Linked DNA regions of Homo sapiens: regions 1 and 3 are each linked to region 2. Evidence: chromatin contacts called from ENCODE Hi-C data. All regions are on one chromosome and are shown on one strand. The core of a region is the stretch at or near the end of the contact, and the rest is flanking DNA. Distances in the headings are between cores, read along the strand shown.

Region 1 (2,700 bases), core at 104-2,603, 530 kb before region 2:
AACACCCTGTCTCTCAGGTGACATTTCTGAGGCCTCCACGGCTCTATGGTTCTACCGCGTGGGGGTATCATGTGCAGGACAGTAAAACTGACTGGCATGTAGGCTGCATCTTGCCAACTGCCCAAAGGTTTAAACAAAAGGAGGCAACCTGAATATTGACTTGAAGCATCCAACTCAGCATAATACTTAATTATCATGCAAGAAAAACGCCCATATATTCAATTTGCAAATATTGAGGATATGCAAGTCAGCTCCAGCCTCAGGGGATATGATAGTAAACAAAAGAGAAAAAAATAAAACCCTGATCCCAATGAGGCTTCCACACTGCTAAGTTTTGGGACCAGAGACAAAACATACTCTGGAGTTAACCTGACTCTCCTTAAGTCACAGGCCTATTTGACATGAATCACAACCTAGCCAGAGAGCAGTTTCTATTCCCCTTTAATTGACAAATTCTTTCCTTTTTAAAAAATGGCATTCAGAGGTCTCTCATGATACTGGTGCTAGAGAAGGAGTTAACTTTCTGGTTCTCTAGACTTCTGATGATGTACCCCAATAAATAAATGCACCCCTCACATTAAATGCTTTTATCTATAAACCATATACAAGTATTTTCTGACCATTAGAAAACACACAAATATGAATTTAAAAGATGGCCAAAAAATAACTATCCATAGAAGTTCTAATGTTTCTATTCTATTCTACAATCTAATGGATGGTCTAGGCAGCCACTATGGGGCATACACCCCACTCTGGAGACAGTCCTTCCATCTCCTGAGCAGCCCTGCAGCCTCTTTGGTGGCTTGCCTGCCTTGTGTCTCCATCTGTTCCCCACCATGGGCAACAATGCATGAAACTGCTAATGGAGGCACCCTGAAATGCGTGCCACACCTGGGAGGCAGAGGGACAGTGCCTGCAAAAGCCTGCAAAAAGGGACTGTCACATCAAAGAGGGAGGAAAAGACACTCAGCATCACCCAGTGATGAAGGGAAGCATGCCAGAGAGAGCAGGACGCTACTGGTGACCGTCGCCTGGCCTGCCTGAGAGGGTGAAGAGACTGAGCCGGCCTCTCTGCAGGACAGAGAGGCTTGAGGCCGAGACCCACGCCAGGCTCCAGGGCTGGCCTCCTCTGAAGGTCTGTCCTGGACACCCTGAAGCTTCAGCCCTGACCCCAAGGACAAGGATCTTCACCCTGCCTGAACTCTAGGGAGGTCTTGGCATCGGCAGAGTTTGCCTCTGACTCACATCAGGAGAGAAAAGCACAGACTGGCTGTCTTCAGAGTCTAACCTGGGAGTCTGGGCTGCTCAGCCACCCCCTCAAGAACTCAGTTCCGTCCACTGTGAGGTGCCTGGCTGGGCTGCTTGACAGATAAGGTCCCCCGCCAGCTCCCCATCCTGGGATGCCTCAGAAGCTTGCCTGAGGCGCAATGTAGGTAACTGTCCTACAGAAGGAACAATGAGCCATTTGACCATTTCACTAGTGGCACAGAAACAAGGGGCAATTTGAACACAAGAATACCAGGTAAAGGAAGACTACAGTAGAGTTATGTAACATTAGCTGGAGCTCAACACTAATCTCCTCCCCTCTCACACCCTGCAAAGACCACAGCCACCTGCTTCTCCAACACAAGTGAAACTACACGGAAAGAAACACCTCAGATGTACTCCGAAACACAAACTTCACTCAGTGAAAGCACAGGCTTAGGTCCACAGACTTTCGATGCCTTGATCTTGGCTATAAGATCTACGTTTTGCACAGTATCAGAATAGACAAACCTGGAACATTACAATGTATATTCTTGTTAGGGACCACCTTCTATGGGACATCTGACCATCGGAACCTGCCCTACCCTCAATCCATCATTAGATAATCTTACATGCTTACTAGCGGTAAGGCCCTGTATTAAACGCTGCTGAAAACACAGAGATGACAATGACTAGGTCTCCCATGTGCCCAGAGCTTAGAGTGTGGCTGGGGTGCCAATCTGTGGAAGCCAGATATGCACTCATGAAAAGATGCACGTGGGACAGAGGCTGGGATGCTCATCAAAATATTTAATAGCCAGTACGGCCAGACACCAACCAGCCAGAAAAGACACAGGCCAGTGCACCAAAACAGGGCTCCAAAGTTCCTCTACTGCCCCATGTATTAACCCTTTAGTTTCCATATGAAGGGCGGGGGCACTTGGGTAGCAGCTATTCTCTAGCCAGGATGGGAGTATTTCGATATTTTAACCACTAGCATGATCGCTGGTGCATCTACAGCTGAATGACAGTGAGTGTAGGTGAGGAAGGGGAGAGTCACTCCAGGAAAAGTGCCTCTGAGGAGCAGGGCTCTGTGGGACAAGGAATGGCATTCCAAATAGGCCAACATGGGCATCGTACCATTTAGATGTACTTTTTTTTTTTTTTTTTTTGGAGACAGAGCCTCACTCTATACCCCAGGCTGGAGTGCAATGGCACGATCTTGGCTCACTGCAACCTCTGCCTCCCAGGCTCAAGGGATTCTCCTGCCTCAGCCTCCTGAGTAGCTGGGATTACAGGCGCCTGCCACCACACCTGGCTAATTTTTGTATTTTTAGCAGAGACAGGGTTTCACCATGTTGTCCAGGCTGGTCTCGAACTCCTGACCTCAGATGATCCACCTGCCTTGGCCTCCCAAAGTGCTGAGATTACAGGCGTGAGCTACCACACCCAGCC
Region 2 (2,700 bases), core at 38-2,537:
AAATTAGTTGGGTGTGGTGGTGCACGCTTGTAGTCTCAGTTTCTCAAGAGGCTGAGGCAAAAGAATCACTTGAACCTGGGAGGCGGAGGTTGCAGTGAGTCAGGATCATATCACTCCACTCCAGCCTTGGCAACAGAGCAGGATTCCATTCCAAAAAATAAAAATAAAAATTTCCAGCCTTCAACTGTGGAGGGAACCCAGGGGATTTTAAAGAGAGGGTTTGGAATGCAGAAGAGGCAGCAGGTCTAGGGAGTGTCAGATGGTGTGATCTGCCCTGATGGCTCGTCTTGAATTATTGTTCCATCTGGTGAAGCATCCGGCGCCACTGTGGCCAGAGGTGTCTGGTCCGTATCAGGATCTGGCCCTTGAAGCTTCTAAGGAAATAGATGACCAGATAAGGAGCGTGGTGTGCGCTTAACAAGCATGTGGGTAAATCAGTGTGCATAAAGCATGGGAGCACGGGATGGGGAAAGAAAGGGAGTGGAGGTTCACAGCAGATGCCCAGGCTGTATTTCAGAATGAAAGGAAACACATACGCAGCCTGTCTCAAAGTTACATCTTGAGATTAAGGAGGAAGGAGGAAGGAAAACAAAGTTTGAAAACACGGTTTGAAGCCACGCTGCTCCTTTACAAAACCTCATGGGCACCTCTCAGACTCCTCTTCTATGAATGAAATGTGTCTCTTTTCTTTAACCTTGTCTCCAGAGTGATTTTTTAACCTGTTTTCATCACTACATACTATAATTTCTTCAACTGCTTTTTAAGGATAGTGACCCAAACTGAATGTCATGCATGCTACATTTCTCAGATGGCCTTTGGTCACCTTAGCACTGTGGAAAGCAAAAATTTGTCTCAGTATAACAATGAATTTTCCCCAGAGTTGTTGAGTAAAATTGATACTACAGAAAAATGTGTTGTTTTCTCTGTGGAAAAACTATTGTGAAACCAAAGTTTGTATCAAAACAGGAGGAAAAAGAGTTGAGGGAAAATTTTGAAATGAAATGTCTTTGGAAGGTAGAATTTACTTAGACAATCAAAACAATTAGATGGAAGCATTAAAAGAAACAAACATGAAAGTCCATGCCCGTCCTCTTTGTCATCTTTCCTCGTCTGTGGACTGATGGCTGGGCTATTCTCTTACCCCTGCCCTTTCCTACGGTGTGAGTTTTCCTGTTGTGAGAACCCTTCCTGTCGACAGCTGTGACAGGAAGTACCTTTTTGGGTACTTAGTGATTTTAGTCTTCCCTTCCAACTCTCACTGCCTGTTTCATTTCTCTGAAATTTCACAGAGCTGTTGTAAGCATGAAATAACACATGCTATGCTTCTAGCACAGTGTCTGGTAGAAGGGAGGACTTAATCCACAAAGGGTGCGCTCTTCGTACTATGAATATATTTTGTTAATATACTTACAATCTACAGTTTGCCACTGAGAGGCAGTAATAAGGCCAGGAGTGGTGACTCATGCCTGTAATTCCAGCACTTTGGGAGGCTGAGGCAGGAGGATCGCTTGTATCCAGGAGTTTGAGACTGGCCTGGACAACATAGACTTCGCCTCTACAAAAAATTTAAAAATTAGCCAGGCATGGTGGTGCATGCTTGTAGTCCCAGCTACTTGGGAGGCTGAAGTGGGAGAATCGCTTGAGCCTGGGAGATCAAGGCTGCCATGAGCCATGATCACGCCACTGCACTCAGCCTGGGTGGCAGACTGAGACCCTGTTTCAAAAAAAAAAAGGAAAGAAATGCAGTAATAGAGCTACAACCCAAGTTTTCTTTGTTCCCATTGTTTTCTTTTCTTTTTATTTTTTTTTGACTGGGTCTCACTCTGTCTCCCAGGCCCAAGTGCAGTGGTGCAACATCAGCTCACTGCAGCCTCCACCTCCTGGGTTCAAACGATTCTCCTGCCTCAGCCTCCCCAGTAGCTGGGATTACAAGCATGTGCCATCACGCCAGGCTAATTTTTTGTATTTTTAGTAGAGGCAGGGTTTCACCATGTTGATCAGGCTGGTCTTGAACTCCTGACCTCATGTGATCCAGCTTCCTTGGCCTCCCAAAGTGTTGGGATTACAGGCGTGAGCCACCACGCCCGGCCATTTTCTATTGTTAACTTTAGCTTTTTACAGAGATGTTAAAAACACAACACCTTCTAGTTGAAAAACTTTCTGTGAGCCAGGTTTCCATTTGTCACATCATGTGCCACCCTGCGTGGTGTGCAGATCCCTCGTACCAGCCTGGCCTTGTGACTTCCCAGCTCCCGGGGATCTGTAGGTTTGGGGATGTGCTTTAGTTTTTTCCATCAAAGTTTCCGTTCCTCCCAATTCTTCGAGCCTCATTAAGATGGGTAGGTTTTCACCTCAGAGGAACAAGTACAGGAGGAGGATATTTGTTTTGTTCTAATTGTTATTCTAAATCTTTTTTAAGATTAAAATGTAATTTCAAAATACTAACATTTCATTTTTTCCCCCCACAGTGCGTCCCTTCTTTAAAAAAAGTCCAGTTGCCTTCTCTTAGCAAGCTGCCTTTCAAATCTATAGATCAAAAGTTTATGGAAAAGTCGAAGAATCAATTAAATAAGTTTTTACAGGTAAGCAAGTGAAAAATGTGGGATATGAGAGAAAAAATTAGTTATTTAGGGTTAAACTGTCATCATTCTACGAGCTTGGTAGTTTGCTTTTTGTTCTCACAAGCCATGCTAGATGCTA
Region 3 (2,700 bases), core at 1-2,500, 1.0 Mb before region 2:
CCATAATTATCTTCCCACTAACTGAAAAAACACATTAACCTTTTAAAACAAAATCCCCAGGGTTTTAGGAAAAGTGTAATCACTGAGGTCAACTTCGTGGGCTTACACTGGGATTTGTGAGCAACATTTTAAATAACTAAAAAGCATTAAGTAGTTAGTGACATCTAACAAAATATAAAAAGTAGACTATAAATATATGACCATTTTCTTTTTTATTTTATTATTATTATTATTATTTGAGACATAGTCTTGCTGTGTCACCCAGGCTGGAGTGCAGTGGCGCAATCTCAATTCACTGCAACCTCAACTCACTGCAACCTCCGCCTCCCGGGTTCAAACGATTCTCCTGCCTCAGCCTTCCAAGTAGCTGGGATTACAGGTGTGCACCACCATGCCTGGCTAATTTTTTGTATTTTTAATAGAGACGAGGTTTCACCATGTCTCTGGTCTCAAACTCCTGACCTCAAGTGATCCTCCCACCTCGGCCTCCCAAAGTGCTGGGATCACAGGCATGAGCCACTGTGCCCGGCCAAAATATGACCATTTTCTAAAGTCTCTTTCTTTTAAAATTTGGTGTCATGAAACAGTATTTCCTGCCTACAACTTGTAGTCATGTCCTCACTCCAGAATGTACCCTGCTCTCCTCTGAAGAAGAAAAAGAAGACAAAAAAGGAAATCATGTACTATTGGGAAATTGCTGGTTGAAAACTTCTCCTAACTCAATATTTTGTCCTCCTACCCTAGTTCTGTGACAAAGCTCAGTGGTCAGATCATTACACATTTAAGCCAAACAGAACTCAGAAATGGGAGGAGAGACACACCAACACAGAGAAAATCTAAGATCATAAAATAAGCTATTCTAGCCACGTTTTCCATTCTAGGTGAATATTGCCTATAGAAAAATGTTTTTAAACACGATTTTGTGAAAAACTGCTACTGGGAAGCCGCTGACACGAAAAGGATGTCCTCTTGGTGGGGAATTTAATCCCGTTTTTGGTATTTCGTGTCCATTACATTTTCAACAGGTGATCAGGAAAGCAGTGCTGGTGCTGGTGTGATTTCTCGACTTTACAACAGGTGCATACAGGGCATCCAATGAGAGTTTGAAAACATGCATCCCCAGTGATCATTTCTTAGGAGATAGTTGAGGCTGTTTTGTAACTCTCAGTGGCTGCCATAGGCATTTTCACAATGTTGCTTTCCTGTCTTTAATTTTAGTTCCTCTTTGAGCTGTGGAACAGCTAACACTGCTGCAGAAATGACCTTCCGCCATGTTCTGGAGTCTTCAGCTCCAAATGGGATTGGTCAGGGCCAGTGCGTGACACACTGCCTTGCAGACGGAAAGCCTTTGTCAGTGAATTCTCAGTGGTGTCAGATTTCTATTCACTCAAGAACACACCCAGAAACCTGGAGAAACAGCTCTTGCAGAGTAATACCGACTCTCCCTCCTCCTGCTTGTGCACTGGCCCAGGCAGAGAGGAAGGAAGTCACAACTTAAAAATAAAATTCACACATAAGCTTTTGGCCAACATTTACATCTTAATAACCTGAAGTCCCATGGGGTCCCACGCTGAGCTTTGTCCATGACATTCACAGTGTTCACACACCTCAGACCATCTCTTCTGGGATCTTCCTGGGAGGGCTGCCCCAGCAAAGCGAGCAGTGCTGCCCTTTGCTGAGAAAAGGTCTCCCCGTGGCCGGGCTGGAGCCCCACGCGTGTGCTCTTATGTGCTGCTGCTGTGTCCATCTGCCTTGCAATAAATTCCCCAGGCTTTATCAAATGGCCTTGGCTTTAGAATTTGCCCTTCGGGACACTAATGGTAGAGGAAATAGCTTGTCATTAGATCAAAAAAATTGTCATGAAAGTCCCTGCTCTTCTGCAAAATTAACAAAGCCAAGGCCTCCTCCCTTGGAGCCTGCCTCACCTGACAGAGGTGTGTCTGGCAACGTCTGGACGCACCTGGGACCCAGAGCAGCCAGCGGGAGGCTTTCGGGCCCCCTCAGCAAGAGGAAGTGCATTTGAACACCTGGAAACAAAATGCATGTCTCCGGACTGCCCTTCAGTAAAACATTGCTTCCAACTCCTGATATGCAGCTTTATTTTCATTTTTTAGATTATCTCTCGGTAATAGCCAGGACATAACTCATGGCTGACTCCTTTTCTAATTCTCCAACTTGCCTCAGTGCCTCCCAAAGCCTAGTCCCCGATGGTAAGGCTCTGTGACCCAGCGGTCAGGGTGAGGCCCATGGCAGTCGCCTGGTTCTATTAAGAAACCTCTATTTGTAGTCCTGCGCTTCATTAGATAAACTGGTTTTCTGCATGTAGACTGCAAGTAATCACCGCATACAAACAAAATGAACTCTGCCGCCTAGCACTAGATAAGTAATGCTTCAGAAACTATTACTCTAGGCCTCTTCATAAACTCAGTCCCTTCCCAGCCGCCTCCCCACCCCACCCCCTGGCTAAAGTGAACGTGTACTTATTTGCTGGCTGAAATTCTGTCTATCCTGGTTTCACAATCCTCCCTGCCTCAGTGTCAGAAGTCATATAGTTGCACAGACAAGCTTATCTTTTGGCAGCAATTTCTAAAACAAATGTAAGTCCTTTGCTTTTCTCTCCCCTGCCAACCCCCGACACTGTACTGCATCGCATAAGCTTCCAAGCTTGCTTTTAAAGCTTCGTCCTTGAGCACATGGGAC

The links. A loop is a pair of places that touch in the nucleus more often than their neighbours do. Pooled maps may share reads with other maps.
Region 1: a loop to region 2 is called in a map with no recorded cell type, with 4 times the contacts of the local background. The contact joins two enhancer-like sites. A Hi-C loop is called at or near these places in 3 of 37 single-sample maps with no recorded cell type and 4 of 50 pooled maps.
Region 3: a loop to region 2 is called in a pooled map, with 4 times the contacts of the local background. The contact joins two enhancer-like sites. A Hi-C loop is called at or near these places in 1 of 168 maps with a recorded cell type or tissue (lower leg skin), 1 of 37 single-sample maps with no recorded cell type and 3 of 50 pooled maps.

What each region holds. Positions count from the first base shown.
Region 1 is chr4:184,816,743-184,819,442 of GRCh38, forward strand. The region is part of intron 1 of ACSL1 (acyl-CoA synthetase long chain family member 1); the gene reads right to left. Among named protein-coding and RNA genes, the nearest start is that of ACSL1, 7.9 kb to the right of the region's middle. RefSeq lists enhancers at 962-1,041, 1,682-1,771. Within about 2 kb of position 1,354, at least 5 of the 41 ENCODE cell types and tissues checked have a DNase peak (open chromatin) inside an H3K27ac peak, as active enhancers do.
Region 2 is chr4:185,344,069-185,346,768 of GRCh38, forward strand. It overlaps SNX25 (sorting nexin 25), which reads left to right. Exons shown (of 19, transcript NM_001378034.2): 13 at 2,469-2,582. Among named protein-coding and RNA genes, the nearest start is that of LRP2BP, 51 kb to the right of the region's middle. Within about 2 kb of position 1,288, at least 3 of the 41 ENCODE cell types and tissues checked have a DNase peak (open chromatin) inside an H3K27ac peak, as active enhancers do.
Region 3 is chr4:184,346,166-184,348,865 of GRCh38, forward strand. All of the region lies in intron 2 of LINC02363 (long intergenic non-protein coding RNA 2363), which reads right to left. Among named protein-coding and RNA genes, the nearest start is that of LINC02363, 6.5 kb to the right of the region's middle. RefSeq lists enhancers at 1,211-1,505, 1,253-1,302, 1,383-1,732. Within about 2 kb of position 1,251, at least 29 of the 41 ENCODE cell types and tissues checked have a DNase peak (open chromatin) inside an H3K27ac peak, as active enhancers do.